2 separate regions of the Homo sapiens genome follow, and region 2 is linked to region 1. The links are chromatin loops, found by intact Hi-C in ENCODE. Cell type or tissue: A673. All regions are shown on one strand. Each heading gives the region's core, and the rest is flanking DNA. Links, peaks and the distances in the headings are about the cores only. Region 1 has its middle 78 kb from the start of VPS13A. Region 2 has its middle 6.2 kb from the start of FOXB2.

Evidence for each region. A loop is a pair of places that touch in the nucleus more often than their neighbours do. Peaks named below come from ENCODE experiments on the same cell type or tissue, not always from the same donor. Only the 100,000 strongest peaks of a DNase experiment are listed, where the experiment ranks them.
Region 2: it touches region 1 in a loop (4-fold over the local background); 2 of 110 quality-filtered maps call a loop at or near these places.

Annotation. Positions count from the first base shown.
Region 1 is chr9:77,094,873-77,103,493 of GRCh38, reverse strand. No RefSeq gene overlaps it. Among named protein-coding and RNA genes, the nearest start is that of VPS13A, 78 kb to the left of the region's middle. In A673, for the core only: no CTCF peak of the experiment used is centred there; a DNase peak (open chromatin) is centred at 3,903; H3K27me3 peaks cover 1,022 bases.
Region 2 is chr9:77,021,573-77,030,193 of GRCh38, reverse strand. No RefSeq gene overlaps it. Among named protein-coding and RNA genes, the nearest start is that of FOXB2, 6.2 kb to the right of the region's middle. In A673, for the core only: no CTCF peak of the experiment used is centred there; no DNase peak of the experiment used is centred there; H3K27me3 peaks cover 6,843 bases.

The DNA of each region.
Region 1 (8,621 bases), core at 107-8,106:
CAGCTTAAGCTTTTGGGCTGAGACTAAGGGGTTTTCTAGATACAGGATCATGTCATCTGCAAACAGGGATAGAAATTCCTATTTGGATGCCCTTTATTTCTTTCTTTTGCCTGATTGCCCTGGCCAGGACTTCCAATACTATGTTGAACAGGAGTGGTGAAAGAAGGCATCCTTATCTTGTGCCGGTTTTCAAGAGGAATGCTTCCAACTTTTGCCCATTCAGTATGATGTTGGGTGTGGGTTTCTCATATATGGCTCTTATTATTTTGAGGTGTGTTCCTTCAATACGTAGTTTATTGAGAGTTTTTAACATGAATGGAGTTAAATTTTATCAAAAGCCTTTTCTGCATCTACTGAGATAATCATGTGGGTTTTGTCTTTAGTTCTGTGATGAGTCACATTTATTGATTTGCATATGTTGAACCAACTTTGCATCCTAGGGATTAAGCCTACTTGATCGTGGTGGATAAGCTTTTTGATGTGCTACTGGATTCAGTTTCCCAGTATTTGCTGAGGATTTTTGCACTAATGTTCATCAAGGATATTGGCCTAAAGTTTTCTTTTATTGTTGTATCTCTGCCAGGTTTTGGTATCAGGATTATGCTGGCCTCGTAGAATGGGTTAGGGAGGACTCTCTCCTCCTTAACTTTCTGGAATAGTTTCAGTAGAAATGGTACCAGCTCTTCATACATCTGGTAGAATTTATCTGTAAATCCATCTGGTCCTGGCCTTTTTTTGGTTGGTAGGCTATTTATTACTGCCTCAATTTCAGAGCTCATTATTGTTCTGTTCAGGGATTCAATTCCTTCCTGGTTCACTCTAGGGAGAGTGTATATGACCAAGAATTTATCTATTTCTTCTAGATTTTCTAGTTTATGTGCATAGAGTAGAGTTGTTCATAGTATTATCTGATGGTTGTTTGTATTTCTGTGGGGTCAGTGGTAATATTCCCCTTGTTGTTTCTGATTGTGTTTATTTGAATCTTCTCTTTCTTCTTCTTTGTTAGTCTAGCTAGCAGTCTATTTTACTAATTTTTTCAGAAAACTAGCTCCTGGATTTATTGATCTTTTGAATGATTTTTCATGTCTCAATCTCCTTCAGTTCAGTATTGGTTTTGGTTATTTCTTGTCCTGCTAGCTTTGGGATTGGTTTTCCCTTGGTTTTCTAGTTCTTTCAGTTGTCATGTTAGGTTGTTAACTTGAGATTTTTCTAACTTTTTGATGTGGGCATTTAGTACTATAAAATTCACTCTTCACACTGCCTTAACTGTGTCCCAGAGATTCTGTATATTGTATCTTTGTTCTCATTAGTTTCAAAGAACTTCTTGATTTCTGTCTTAATTTTACTATATACACAAAAATCATTCAAGAGTAATTATGCAATCTCCATGTAATTGTATGGTTTTGAGTGAATTTCTTAGTCTTCATTTATAATTTGATTGCACCGTGACCCTAGAGACTGTTATAATTTCAGTTCTTTTGCAATTGCTGAGGAGCGTTTTACTTACAATTATGTGATTGATTTTAGAGTATATGCCATGTGGCAATGGGAAGAATGTATATTCTGTTGTTTTGGGGTGAAGAGTTCTGTAGTTGTCTATCAAGTCCATTTGATCTAGAGCTGAGTTCAGGTCCTAAATATCTTTGTTAATTTTCTACCTCAATGACCTGCTAATGTTGTCAGTGGGGTGTTAAAGTCTCCCACTATTATTGTGTGGGAGTCTAAGTCTCTTTGTAGGTCTCTAAGAACTTGCTTTATGAATCTGTATGCTCCAGTGTTGGGTATGTATATATTTAAGATAGTTAGATCTTCTTGTTGAATTGAACCCTTTACCATTATATAATGCCTTTCTCTGTCTTTTTTTATCTTTGGTGGTTTAAAGTCTGTTTTGTCAGAAACTAGGATTGCAACCACTGCTTTTTTCTGTTTTCCATTTGCTTGGTAGATTTTTCTCCATCCCTTTATTTTGAGCCTATGTGTGTTGCTGCATGTGAGATGGGTCTCTTGAAGACAGTATACCAATGTCTTGGTTCTTGGTTCTTTATCCAGCTTGCCTCTCCATGTCTTTTAATTGAGGCATGTAGCCCATTTACATTTATTTATTTATTTTTGAGACAGAGTCTCGCTGTATAGCCCATGCTGGAGTGTAGTGGCACCATCTTGGCTCACTGCAACCTCTGCCTTTCAGGTTCAAGCGATTCTCCTGCCTCAGCCTCCCACGTAGCTGGAATTACAGGCACCCACCACAATGCCCAGCTAAGTTTTGTATTTTTAGTAGAAATGAGGTTTTGCCATGTTGACCAGGCTGCTCTCAAACTCCTGACCTCAGGTGATCCACCCACTTCGGGCTTCCAAAGTGTTGGGATTACCAGCGTGAGCCACTGTGCCTGCCCCATTTACATTTACAGTTAGTATTGATATGTGTGGATTTGATTCTGTCATCACGATGTTAGCTGGTTATTATGCAGACTCACAGTTCTGCAGGCTATATAGGAGGCATGGCCAGGAGGCCTCAGGAAGCTTACAATCATGACAGAAGGTGAAGGGGAAGCCAGCACATCTTACATGGTTGGAGCAGGAGGAAGAGAGAGCGAAAGAGGAAGCATTACACACTTTTAAAACAACCAGGTCTCATGAGAACTCATTCACTATCATGAGAACAGCAAGGGGGTAGTCTGCCCCCATGATTCAGTCACCTCTTACCAGGACTCTCCTCCAATGTGTGGGGATTACAATTCGACATGAGATTTGGGTGGGGACACAGAATCAAATCATATCACTCATTAACAGATGTTCTAAAATAAATAGTATTACAGTTTTTTTAAAGATGTATGTAATAGATTATCAGAATATTTGTATACAAATTAGGTAAACTTTTTTAAAAAATAAAACATATATTTAAAAGGGTAATTGTACTTGGCATTTAATCCTAGCACTTTGGGAGGATGCAACGGGAGGATTGCTTGAGCCCAGGAATTCAAGACAAGCTTGGGCAACATAGCAAGACTCCATCTTGACAAAACAAAAATTAGAGATTAAAGAAAGGGTAGGCTGGGTGCAGCGGCTCACGCTTGTAATCCCAGCACTTTGGGAGGCCAAGGCGGGCTCATCCATGTATCTTGATCTCACTTTCTTTAAGTCTTCCCTGCCCCCTTATCACTATCATCTTCCCCTCTTGTAAAATAAAACTCCCACATCTGCTTTTCCTTTCTTCCTTACTTTGCTTTATCTTTTTTTTTTTCTTTACTTATCCCTACCTGGTATGTTGTATATTTTCTTATTTGTATAAACTGTAAGCTCTGTCAGAGCAGAGGTTATTTCTTTCAATCCTTTATCCTAGATCCCAGAATGATACCTGGCATGCTGTAGGGAATCAATAAATATTTCTTGGATGAATGGCTTGATTTTAAAAAGTGGAGACTAAGGTGTCTATGTGGCTTTTAGTGAAGATGGCTCGCCTCTGTACTATTCATTGTAATTTGTCATTTGTATTTCTTATTATTGCTTCATCTTGATGTTATGAAGCCAAAACCTCTGCTTTAAGGTATAAAAGTAAATTCCCTAATAAGAGAGATAGATGCTTATGTGTGTAACAATCTACCAAAATGAAGGTTTGTCTCCACCTTGGTATGAAATGTATTATGGACCGTAATTATGGTCCATATTATGGACAGTATGCCAATGAAAGACATAGTAAAGAATGCGTGGGGAGTTTAATTGCAAGTCACCACTGCAGTTGAGTTCAACCTTTCTGCATAGAGCCATTCATCATGAGTGACAGGCAAGAGAGGAGGAGAAGCAGCAGATTCTTCCATGGATCACTCTCTCCCCTACTTGCCTCATCCTGTCATTCAGTTTACAGTCCTCTCTGTTGGCTGCAATCATTCCCAGAGGACGTATTTATCACCATGAAGAAAACTCGAATGACATCAGCAGCAGCACTTACAACTCTGTGCTGTGATCCAATAAATAATGTGTGCTCAGCATGTGGAAGTGGTGAAGCAGCCCTTAATATTATCAAAAACTAGGCAGGGTTCTCAAGCCCTGGCCTTACCTGGGAGCTGGTTAGGCACACAGAATCTCAAGCTCCGCCTCAGACCTGCACTTTAACAAGACTCCCGGTGATTTGTGTGGACACTGAAGTTTGAAAAGCACTAGTCTGTAGACTTGACTAATACCCAAAGCCATCATCTCCTTAAGACATGATTTTAAACCATCGTGTCACAAATAGAATCCAACTAAAGTGAGAAAATAAAGCTTTTCCTGTCTCACACTGGGGATGACATAGAAACAGAAGTTGAATTAACACGTTGAATTAACCTATGTGAGTTCATGGTTTCCAAAGCTTTTATGTGTAAATATCTTTCTGTTCCCTATAAGATGAGCATTATTATTCCTGTTTTCTGTGGAGTAAACTGATGTTCAGAAAAATGAACTGATTCTCCCAAGGTAATACAGTCAGTAAATGGAAATAAGATGGCCAGGACCAATCCTCCCCCAACCCCGCAACTCCCTAATCCCACTCTCTTCTACCCTATCACAACATTTTAAAGTTTTAAAAAAATCTCTTCTTTCCTTCTTTCACTCCTTCCTTTTCTCTCTTTCTCTTTTAAAAGGTGAAACATAGCTAGTCAAGGCATATTATTTTCTTTTTATGACTGAATCCCACATTTATTTAATGAAGTGCAGCTCTGAACAGAAGATCGATTTTTGATGATTCTTTGCAAATCATTTATTTGAATCTACCTGAAATGCCTCTGCTTCTGGAGAATGTTCATCACCGCAATCTGGTTTATGTTGTGTAGCTATAAATTATATATAAATTACATATAGAGAGATGTAGATAGAGAGATATTATATACAGATAAATTATATCTATATAAATTATATATAATCAGATATAAATCATATTGGCATATAATTTATATAGACAGAAATTAAGTGCATATTTGGATCAGCCAAATGAGTCCACAGCATTGTAGCAATCAGTAAAGCGATCCCCAGTGAAGTGAAATCACTCAGCTCTGGCTTATTTCTTAAATATGTATTAATGTTTAGGAACATTTTTGCCCCTAGAAAGAAAAATTTTTTTTATAATTTTGGGAGAAGAAATAAATTGTGAGGATTTGAGATAAGTGGGGGACACATGCAGGGGTTCCCAAAACCCATTTTAAAAAGATACACAAAAAATAGAAAGTATCTCTATTTTGACTTAATATGTGTGTGTGTGGGTGGGAGGAGCCCACTCTGTGGTTATGCACATGCACACACGTAATTTGATCCTAATGCCTACTTTAAAATCTTTCCTTAGAGCCTTTTAGGACAGATCCTATGCACTTTAGCTAATAATCTTTGCAGAATCTCTGGAAGACTGACAATAACAGCACTGAGAGGATTATACTCCTGTAAACAAAATTATAAGTGATTAAGATAGAGTACACTTACGGCCGGGCGCAGTGGCTCACTCCTGTAATCCTAACGCTTTGGGAGGCTGAGGCGAGCAGATCATGAAGTCAAGAGATCAAGACCATCCTGGCCAACATGCTGAAACCCCATCTCTACTAAAAATACAAAAATTAGCTGGGCGTGGTGGCGTGCGCCCATAGTCCCAGCTACTCAGGAGGCTGAGGCAGGAGAATCGATTGAACGCGGGAGGCGGAGATGGCGGCGAGCCGAGATTGCGCTCCAGCCTGGCAACAGAGTGAGACTCCGTCTCAAAAAAGAAAAGAGAGAGTATACTTAGATGAGCTCCAGAATGTCATCAAGGCTTGCATTTTAAAACTCTTCCAGCTCTTTTCTGTATATTCTTTGATAAAAGTAATGAAAGGAAGAACTGAAGTTTTAAAAGCTTTTTACTTCTCTACAAACCTCACATTAAATAGCCAGGGGAGGGGGTGGGGTGGGGGTGGGGTGGGGGGGCGGGGAGGGGTGGAGAATAAAATATTAAATGTAACAGACTTACAGGGTTTGTTTATTTTAAGTGTCAAAAAACAGTTCTGTTTGGGAATCAGAAATCCAGTTTTGAGAGAACACAACTTGGGTAGCCCCTGTTCTCCCATCAACATACCAGAGGGCTGTAAGTTATAAAAATATGGCTCAAGAAATAATAGTTGATATTCTGTACATGCATTAGGAGGTCTTGAGGGCCCGAGAAATGTGTATGGTCTACACATAAGGTAAATCATGTGAGTTCTCTATATAACTAGCTATTTTCACCAGCAATCGTTTAATTAAACATTGGAGCACTGTAGAAGGTTCATAGCTTATTGCCATTATTTAATATTTGTTTTATGACCAGCAAGGAAGGACTTGTGGGGACCAGCAATTTTTCTCTTGGGAAATAGATACAATCAGAACCATCAACCCCAAGCGTACATAAAACAGGATCTAAATCACATTTATCTCCCGCCAGAGAACCAGAAACACAGTGACTGTGTCTCCAGAATTAAAAATTAATAGCCGTAAAAGGGATATAAAAGGGGTGAAAAGGATGTAGATTTTGTAACAATACATAGGGAGCACCTAGAGGACCATTTATTTGCATTTTGAAACTGAAGAGTTACAAAGATGGTCAATTCTGTTGAACAGCTTTTAAACCTAAAAGGCTTGTTTGCAAAAACCAACTTGAATGCAGTTAAAGTGTTTTTAGCCTGAATTTGTAGAGCAGCTGACAGAAAAATGCAACCAGCAGTTGCAAAATCTCTTTATTTTGTAATGCTTGCATACAACTTTATTGTAATAATATTACTTTTTTTTCCAATTTTGCGGTTATTTGTGAAATCAAATATTGGCTCTGAGGGCAAAGAACCACTTGGATGTTAAGATGAAAGTAATGCAATCATAATATTTTCTAATTTATTTCATAATATGTTAGCACAAAGTAATTTATTTACTCATCCAGAGGTATTGTCAGCATGTTCTTTTTTTTTGAGATGGAATAGTCTCTGTCTGTTGCCCAGGCTGCAGTGCAGTGGTGTGATCTCGGCTCACTGGAACCTCCACCTCCCAGGTTCAAGCGATTCTCCTGCCTCAGCCTCCCGAGTAGCTGGGATTACAGGCACATACCACCACGCTCGGCTAATTTTTGTATCTTTTAGTAGAGACAGGGGTTTCACCATATTGACCAGGCTGGTCTAGAACTCCTGATGTTGTGGTCCGCCCGCCTTGGGCTTCCAAAGTGCTGGGATTACAGGCATGAGCCACTGCGCCTGGCCAGTATGTTACACTTTTAAAGAAAAAAGGCTAGGAATTATGTCCACTATATTCAACAAGACAATTGATATTCTGTGCTAGTCACAGTACAATTAATGGTATTTCATTAAATAAAATTTCTTGTTAAGCTGTATGTGAAAGGATTATACTTTATATTTATACGTAATTATATTTTATTTATTTATTTTTATTTTTATTTTTTTGAGACAGAGTCTCACTCTGTTGCCTAGGCTGGAGTGCAGTGGCGCAATCTCGGCTCACGGCAACCTCCCCATCCCGAGTTCAAGCAATTTTCATGCCTCAGTCTTCCAAGTAGCTGGGATTACAGGCACACGTCACCACGCCCGACTAATTTTTCTATATTTTGTAGAGAGTTTCACCATGTTGGCCAGGCTGGTCTCGAACTCCTGACCTCAAGTGATCCACCCACCTCGGCCTCCCAAAGTGCTGGGATTACAGGCATAAACCACCATGACTGGCCTATACATACTTATATTGATATCATACATTTTCTAAGAATTCCTATACTTTGGGATTTTAGGACATTTGTTGAATGAATAGCCATCGTATATTGCTCTCCTAGGCAACTGAAGGCAATAGGGTTAATACACTAGTGATCCCAATCAGCAGATGAAGAGCGTGAGGAAAGACAGGCTGGATGTTTGCCGACATCCTACGTTTAAAACATGCGACCTATCTTCTGGCTCCTGGAAGAAACATGAAGTGGAGAGGTCTAGATTACCTAGAACCTGATTGTGGCTCATCTTTGCCTACAAGAGTGGGGAAGCCTCTTCTTACCTCAGTCAGCAAGGAACTGATTATTTCTGCAGAGTGACTGTTGAGTCTATTAGAAATTGCCTTTAATTTTACACTTTTCTCTCACAGGTCAAAGTTAATTTTTTAAAACAAACAAACAATTATGGCTGAATCTTTCTTGCTTGAGATAGGATTGTTGTTTCTGAAACAACTTTGACCAGATATGATGGCTCATACCTATAATCCCAGCACTTTGGGAGGCTGAAGTGGGAGGATTACTTGAACCTAAATGTTGGAGATCAGCCTGGGCAACATAAGGATATGCCATCTCTAAAAAATACAAATAAAAAATTAGCCAGGCATGGTGGCACACACTTGTGGTCCCAGCTACTTGGGAGGCTGAGGTGGGAGGATCACTTGAGCCCGGGAAGTTGAGGCTGCAGTGAGCCATGATCACTGCATTCCAGTCTGGGCTACAGAGTGAGACCCTGTTTCAAAAAAATAAATGGCCAGGCGCAGTGGCTCGTGCCTATAATCCCAGCACTTTAGGAGGCCTAGGTGGGCAGATCACAAGGTCAAGAGATTGAGACCATCCTGGCCAACACGGTAAAACCTCGTCTTCACTAAAATACAAAAATTAGCTGGGTGTGGTG
Region 2 (8,621 bases), core at 237-8,236, 73 kb after region 1:
AACCTCTCCAGATGATTCATATGCACTTAAAATTTGAAAGGCAATGTTACTAGATCTAATAGACCTCAATTTTTCTTTAAGAGGTGGGCATAACTAGGTCTGAGTCGGCCTCTGGAGTTCTCTGACAAGGAATACATTTCTAGGAGTAACTGGAATGAGAAAGCAACTTTTTTGTATATTAAAGAAATATCATCAGGCCGGGCTCCATGGCTCACACCTGTAATCCCAGCACTTAGGGAGGCTGAGACAGGCAGATCACCTGAGGTTGGGGGTTGGAGACCAGACTGACCAACATGGAGAAACCCCGTCTCTACTAGAAATACAAAATTGGAAGGGTGTGGTGGCACAGGCCTATAATCCCAGCTACTCTGGAGGCTGAGGCAGGAGAGTTGCTTGAACCGGGGAGGCGGAGATTGCAGTGAGCTGAGAGCACGCCATTGCACTCCAGCCTGGGCAACAAGAGTGAAACTCCGTCAAAAAAAAAAAAAAAAAAATAGAAAAGAAAAAGAAAGAGAGAAAGAAAGAAAGAAAGAAGATCTATTTTGTATTTCAAGCTAGTAAAGCAGGATTTTTCATTTTTTTTTTAATTTTTTTTTTGAGATGGGGTTTTGTTCTTGTTGCCCAGGCTGGAGTACAATGGCACAGTTTCAGCTCACTGCAACCTCTGCCTCACGGATTCAAGTGATTCTCCTGCCTCAGCCTCTCAAGTAGCTGAGATTACAGGCACCCACCACCACACCCAGCTAATTTTTGTATTTTTAGTAGAGATGGGGTTTTACCATGTTGGCCAGGCTGGTCTCGAACTCCTGACCTCAGGTGATCTGCCCACCTTGGCCTCCCAAAGTGCTGGGATTACAGATGTGAGCCACTGCGCCTGTCCAAAGCAGGATATATTTAGTTTTACTTGGATTCTCTTTTTCCTTTGGGTTAGAAATTCAGTCTTATAATTTCAACAGTTTTAGTTCTCCATTGAAACTTACTTGAAAATCTACATCTCAATTATCTGTGACCATTTTCAATAAGTTATCAGGCTTCTGGCATAAAAGTTGGGAGATGTTCACCCTTCTGAAACATGCAATAATCGTGAGTAGCTGTAGGTTTTTTGAATTAAAAAAAAAAAAAAACAATTTTGGCATAGATAGGGAAGACACAATACAGGTTTAATCAAAGTAATAGAACTAGTATCTAAAACTTTTCCCCTTGAAAACCTTGCCATTCCACAAAAAGAGTTGCCAGCTAGAATTAATAAAAAGTACAGTACTATTTTGGAAAACTGTATATTATTTTTCATTTGCAAGGAAATGCCTAACCTGGTAGAATGTAGAACTTTGTGTCAATTATCTTCTTAATTTCAAAAAGGGTTTAAGGCTACTAAAAATTCATGAAACACAAAAGGTGAAAAGAGAGGAAGCCAGTAGAAGAAGTAATACAATGACGTGAATTTTACTCTTCAGCAAGCCCCCAAGCCATTTTGGGGCCTCACCAGCAAAGACTCTGACTCAGCAGATGTCAAGTGGTGCCTGAGACTGTGTGCCCTTCTAGCAAGCGCTCAGGTGAGGCTGATGTTGCTGGAACCCAGACCACACTTTGAGAAGTTCTGTGCTGTGATAGTTAATTTTAGGTGTCTACTTGAGTGGATTAGGGGATAAATACCGAGAGACTTGCTAAAGCATTATTTTAGGGTGTGTCTGTGAGGGTGTCTCCAGAGGAGATTGGCATGTGAATCTGAGTAGATTAAGTGGGGAAGACCACCCTCAGTGTGGGTGGGCACCATCCAATTGGCTGGGGACCTGGACAGAGCAAAAACAAAGGACAGGCAAAATTGGTCTTTCTCTCCTGGAGCTCGATTTTAACCCCTTAACATTTCTTCTTTCCAGCTCTATGGCACAGTGATTCTCAGAAAATTCCTGAAGTAAAGCGGTAGCCTCATTTTCTTCCTGAAGGGCTGGCTGCAATGGGGGCTGTGGTGCAAGGCACAGCGGGAAGATAGCAAGCTGTGCAGGGTTCCATGTGTCTTTGCTGCTGTTTGGTTTTATATTTCAATCAGTCAGCTCTTCACCCATCCCCCTAGACTTAAACTACTATTTTAAAATGATCTGCTGGGTGAAGTGGCTCACGCCTGTAATCCCAGCATTTTGGGAGGCCGAGGTGGGTGGATCATCTGAGGTCAGGAGTTCAAGACCAGCCTGGCCAACATGGTGAAACCCCGTCTCTACTAAAATACAAAAATTAGCCAGGTGTGGTGGTGGGCACCTGTAATCCCAGCTACTTGGGAGGCTGAAGCAGGAGAATTGCTTGAACCCAGGAGGCAGAGGTTGCAGTGAGCCGAGATCGTGCCACTGCACTCCAGCCTAGGCAACAGAGTGAGATTCTGTCTCAAAAAAAAAAATTAAAATTAAAAACTTAACAAAAGATCCACATTTTGTTAAAATGCCAGTTATATTGGCTGAATATATTTTTGAGTAATTATTTTCCTAATTATTAAAATAAAACCTAATTGGTGCAGATAATCTAAAACAACCTAGAACATATGGAAAACACACATAAAAAATGACATTTCACCAACCTAAAGACATTACTGTTAATATTTGGTATAGTGCTCTTTAGTATCTTTTCAATGTATGTTACAGGGTTGAGACCGTACTGCATCTATTAAATAGTTTTTCCTCAATAGGATTTCATAATCTTTTTTTTTTTTTTTTAATGGAGTCTTGCTCTGTCACCAGGCTGGAGTGCAGTGGCACTATCTTGGCTCACTGCAACCTCTGCCTCCTGGGTTCAAGTGATTCCCCTGCCTCAGCTTCCTGAGTAGCTGAGACTACAGGTGTGTGCCACCATGCCTGGCTAATTTTTTTGTATTTTAGTAGTGACAGGGTTTCACCATATTGGTCAGGATGGCCTTGATCTCCTGACCTGGTGATCCGCCTGCTTCGGCCTCCCAAAGTGCTGGGATTACAGGTGTGAGCCACTGTGCCTGGTCTTTTTTTTTTTTTTCATAATCATTTTCTACTAGAAGTAAATTTTCATAAACATTACTTATAATGACTGCATGATATTCCATAGTATGCAAATAGCATAATTTATTTAAACATTTCCCTATGGGGATTTAGGTTAATTCCTATAAAATAAATTACAACAAAGTTAATGTCACAGAATCCTCATCCTGAGGAATTCGCAGGCAGACTAAAGCCTCATCTTTTTAGGCAATAAATGAGGCTGAGAGTTACATAGTTTACTCTCTTTAGTGTCATAGATATAGTAATATACATTGAAATAATTGATCTATAGCTTCCTGAGAGAAAACCAAAACAATGGCATTAGGTTAGAAAATTGAAATTTAGGCCAGGTGCGGTGGCTCACACCTGTAATCCCAGCACTTTGGGAGGCCAAGGAGGGAGGATCACAAGGTCAGGAAATCGAGACCATCCTGGCTAACACGGTGAAACCCTGTCTCTACTAAAAATACAGAAAAATTAGCCGGGCATGGTGGTGGGCACCTGTAGTCCTAGCTACTTGGGAGGCTGAGGCAGGAGAATGGCGTGAACCCGGGAGGTGGAGCTTGCAGTTAACCAAGATTGCGCCGCTGTACTCCAGCCTGGGCGACAGAGCAAGACTATGTCTCAAAAAAAAAAAAAAAGAAAAAGGAAATTGTAATTTAATTTTATTTTTGCTTGGTTAGTATTGGAGGCACATTTCTGCCTCTCCCTCCTTCCCTCTTTCCTTCCTTTTTAAATCTGTGTGTTTCAGCTTTGTGAAACCTTTCTGGAATAAATCTAGTTTAGCTGGTCCTGGACCTCAGCTCCCTAGCTCCTTTCTTCCCAGGTATCCTTCTGCAGTAACAGTAGAAACATGTTGTCCAGGAAGGTGTTGACAAGACTGGCAGTGTCTCAGATCGGATAGCAAATTTTAACTCCTTTTAAAAATGATGCTGCAGTTATGAGGTCAGTGACTTATGAGCAAAGCTTGGATGTCTCAGGTATACAAAAGACACTGTTCCTTGTGTCAGGAAAGAACTGTTTGGATTAAATTAAATACAAAAAGAACCTCCTTCCAATATTCTTTTAAAATGTTTTCATGAATCACTATGTTAGCTTTTAAAAAGTGTTTGATAATTTTATAACATCCTTTTTAATGTGGCATCCAGTGTGGCTCTTCAGTCTAAAGAAATGTTACTATAATCATATAACTGTAGTTCTCAGATGCTTTATTTTCTGCTTAATAATATATGTGCTTATCATGTGACTGAGTATAGATCATATGAATATATTATGGCTTAAAACTCAGAATTTGAATTTCGTGGACTGTGCTAAAATTCAATAAAACTACATTTGGATGCAAGGGGGAAAGAGAAACATGTGGCTTGAATTTTCCTTAAAACACACAGGGAATAGTTAAAGGGGAAAAGTGCTTGGGACAGAGTATAGCTGAAGTTTTGCCAGACTCATACCATTTAAACAATGGTTTAAGACTGAATTAAAATCCCAAGCAGATCTCTTTAATCTCCCCCAAAGGATATAAGGTAGCTTTTCAACTTTGTAAGATAAAGTTAATGTAAATACTTCGAATGAGCAAAATGGGGAATGCTGGACTTGAAGAAATTGTTTTTGTCCTCTGGAATTCAAGGTCTTCCCAGCTACACTTGGATCCTCACTCTGCCTTTAAACCCAAAAGAGGTTAGCTTATCCCTGGCTTTTGCAACTATTTCTTTAGTTTTCCATTTTCAACGCTAACTCCACCCTGCTCTTGCACTCCCACACAGACTCACAGACACACAATCTGGTTAACACAAATACCTCTTCAAGTCCTTGCCACATCATCCAAGCCTGAACATGTCCCCAGGCTATCCTTTCTTCCCATTTCATAGTTAGATACAATGAAAAATGAAATGGCATTGGAATGAAATGGAATGAAAATGGCAATTTTGTCAGATGAATGGAATTTGAGGAGAATCAGTGGCTTTAATGATCAGTGTTGCTTCTCCTAAGGCACTCTATTTCCACACTCAGCTGGAGTCTTCCTGTACTAGTGCCAAGCAGGCAAATGTCACCTTTGAATCCCAGGAGGAGATGTGTTGATCAGCCTTCTAAACTGCTCAATGCAAAGATGCTTGGAATTCAGCAGTGCCACTTCCAGCTAACTGGCTCTGATTCCTATGGATGCAACTAGTCCTCCTCCCTGGCTGGACTAATGCCAGTCTACTTAAGGAGATAATTGACCACAAGCCAGCCTTTCTGACAGGCTTCCTAAGTGCCAGATGCCAACTGTGCCAGTCCCGGCCCTTATGGGAAGGCCTGTTCTCCTTGGGATGATAGCTAACGTAGCTTCATCCTAACCTTGGCCCTTAACTCTGTTCTCAACTTCCCTCCAAAATATAATCAAGTGGTTCATTCCAAGTTGTTTTCTTTCTACTTTTATTTTAAGAATATCAACACCACCCTCCTTCCTCATTGCTTCTCTTCGTCTTTCTCAGGGTTCACTTAAGTGGGATACAGGCTAAACAACTACAGCCTTTTCTATCATCCTGGAAACTAGGAGCATGACTTCATGTTGAGAGGGTTACCAAAATATCATCATTAATTTATTATTCCTCTTATACAGGTTTTAGTGGTTCTCTATAAACTTCCATTATTGCCAAACCAATACTTTGTCAATGGTTGGACCCCTATTAGCATATTTAAAATAAGCACCAAACTCGGCCCGGATGTCTTTGAGTGGATGTGTTTTGGCACTTGGATATATAGATATGATTCTGGTGACAGCAGTGAGCCTGGGCCTGGGGGGTCTCCCAGTCCTGGTATCCCAAAGGCCTGTCAAGACTATTCCTTGCTAGGTTCCCGGCTTGGCAACGCCGGTAGTAGGTGCTACTGGGGATGAAGCCCTCACAATACAGTTAGGGTTCAAGGAACCCAGGCGCCATCTTAATGAAGAAGGGTCTTCAGGGCGGTGTCCAGGGCCTTAATTGGGGTCTCCCTTGGGATCAGGGCCTTGGCAGAAAAGCCCCGCCCCCTTGTTTATTTACACGAACCCCCCCCACCTTCTCCAGTCTCCACTTCGTTCACAGCTTCCTTTGTGAACCAAGGTTCCCTTCTGGATGAAAACTGTGCCTCCTCATCTCTGCTCTTTCTCTCCTTCTCCTTACTGTGAAAACCAAACCAAACCACTGTGTTTACCTCACTGATGCAGGAGGGGGTTCCACGGCAGGGGCTGGGTGCCGGGAAGCTTCATGGCCCACAGCTTCCTCTCTTTCTGGAGAGGCTGACCCTTGAGCCAGCCCACCCGGCGCCGCAGGTCGCTTTGGGCCTCACCTCTCTCCTGAAAGCAGGACCGAGGGCACCCCTAAAAAGCACACTGGGCCTTTCAGGCAGGTGAGAAAGAGAGAGGAGGTGCTTTGAAGAAACCCCTGGGATCCCAGGCCCTTCTTCTGGCCGGGTAACTCGCTGCTGCTAAACTAGGTTGGGGCCGGGGCTTCAGATCACCTGGAGATGGACAAGGAAGCCAGACCCCAAAGTTCCCCCAGATTTATAACTCCCGTGTCAGGGTCCCCTCCGCCTTCTTTCTTTTCTCTTTCAATAGTCCCAGAATAACAGAGAGGAAAACCTCACAGGAAACGTGGCAGTCTCAAGCTGGAAGAATGGGATATACTCCCGAATTGTTTGAGCCCCCAAAACAAAACTTCTGGCCTAAGAAATGTCTCCCAGGCGAAGTCAAAACTTTGAGGCACGCCGCAATGGGATTTGTAAATAAGGGATTCGTTGAAACACCTAGTTTTAAGATGTAACCTAACTTCCTCCCCATTCCTGCCCCTGCCATTGTCATTCTGTGCATGGGTGGTCTTTTGGCTTTTTATTTTATTCTGATGAAAGGTCAGAGGTGACTTTCGTTGGCCTGGCTGGGCACACGGAAGCTGGTTCAAAGTAGACCTGTGCTAAAGGGTGGAGGGCGGAGGCCGGGACGCGGCTTCCCAGGCCCCAGCGGAGGCGCCGCACCCTGCCGGGGCCTCCTGGCCCACTCCCAGAGCAGCTCTGCAGCAGCCGCTGCCCAAGGGTTCCCTTCCCGCAGCTCGAGCAGCTTGGCCGCCGGCTTTCACCCACCAAGAACTCTGCGGTCCCAGGCCCCAGGCTGTGGCCTCCCGCGAGGCGCGGTGTCGGCGCGCAACAGGTCTTCTAGGCGGCGGTGGCTGGGCGCGCTTGCCTAGTTGATGCGGCAGCGGCAGTGTCCCGGCGCCAACCCGGCTGCCTCCGTCCAGGACCGCAGACTTAAGGGGGCGCCGTCGGGCACCCACCCCGCTGACACCGAGTTCCTGGCCTTAGATGGTAGTCGAGGACCTCAAAATGGGAGAGAGGTGACGGATAGTGGTGACAGGAAAAACGCACTGTTGCGGGTTTTTGCTAATTCAGTCTCTACCATGGTGGTGGACTTAAGTTCAATTAGGAAACGGACATATTAAAAATAGGTGGTGGCCGGGCGTGATGGCTCACGCCTGTAATCCTAGCACTTTGGGAGGCCCAGATGGGACGATTGTTTGAGATCGGAAGTTCGAGACCAGCCTGGTAAACATAGTGGGATCTTGTCTCTAAAATACTACTACTAATAATAATAGATAGTAAAAGAGATGATTGTGCCAAAGGCTGAAAGGAGCAATGAAGGAAATCGGTGCTTACTGGTGGCTCGCCCGTGTACTCACCCCTTTGAAGTTCTGAAGTTAAGAAATAAGAGGGAGGGGAAGGATTTGCAAAGTACCCTAACCTAACTGTGGGCACTCAAACCACGGCCTCATCCTTGGAGAACTGAAACACCTTCACACGGGGCTAGCATAGATATCCAGAGAGAAGCTTTAATAGAGAACACCGCGTACAACACCAGCAGACATAAACAAAGTCACAACCCGAACGCGGCGCGGACAAGAGGCGGAGGTGACTTAGAGCCAAAGGGCAAAGCGGATTTCTCCCCACTCTGCCCCCCTCCATTCCCAAAATTGTGTCGCGAGTAAAGTGCTATTCCCTGGGGCTCAAGAGGGGGGAAGGGCAAGAGCGACAAGGCAAGTTTCTTTCCCATTCACGAATTGAAACTGAAGAATTAATTCGCCTGAAAGACATAAGCGCTCAAACAGCACACGGAATACAAAAACAGCCGCAGCGTGCAAAGGTGACTGGGTGGTCCCCTTGCTTCCGTCCGAGGAGACTGGAAGGGAACAGCCATGGAACGTTTCTGCAAGCGTTAAGAGCAATATTGTCGAGTGATGTGCCGAGTTTTTCCTGCATTCGTAAGTTAGGGAAACAAAATCCCGCTATACAAGTGATTTGTTTCCTTAAAATTCCAAATAGAAAGGATCGTGGGAATTCACATTATTCTTGGGCTCTCATCCGACTGATACCCAAACAAGTTGCAGGTGGAAAGTCGCCTGTATTGTCTCCCTTTGGTTGTGTTTCCCAACTTTTGGAATTTGGGGCTTTACCCTTTAAGCTGCTGCCATTCTCTTTTGTACAAACTAATTGCTCTAGAGGTTCCTCCTATCCTTCTTGACCCCCAGGTCAGAGCCAAGAACCTTAGCTGTTTCCCAAAGATATTTCGTGGGGTTCCCGCTGCCTCCTCTCCTCCCCTTCCCCCTCCAAAGCGACTTT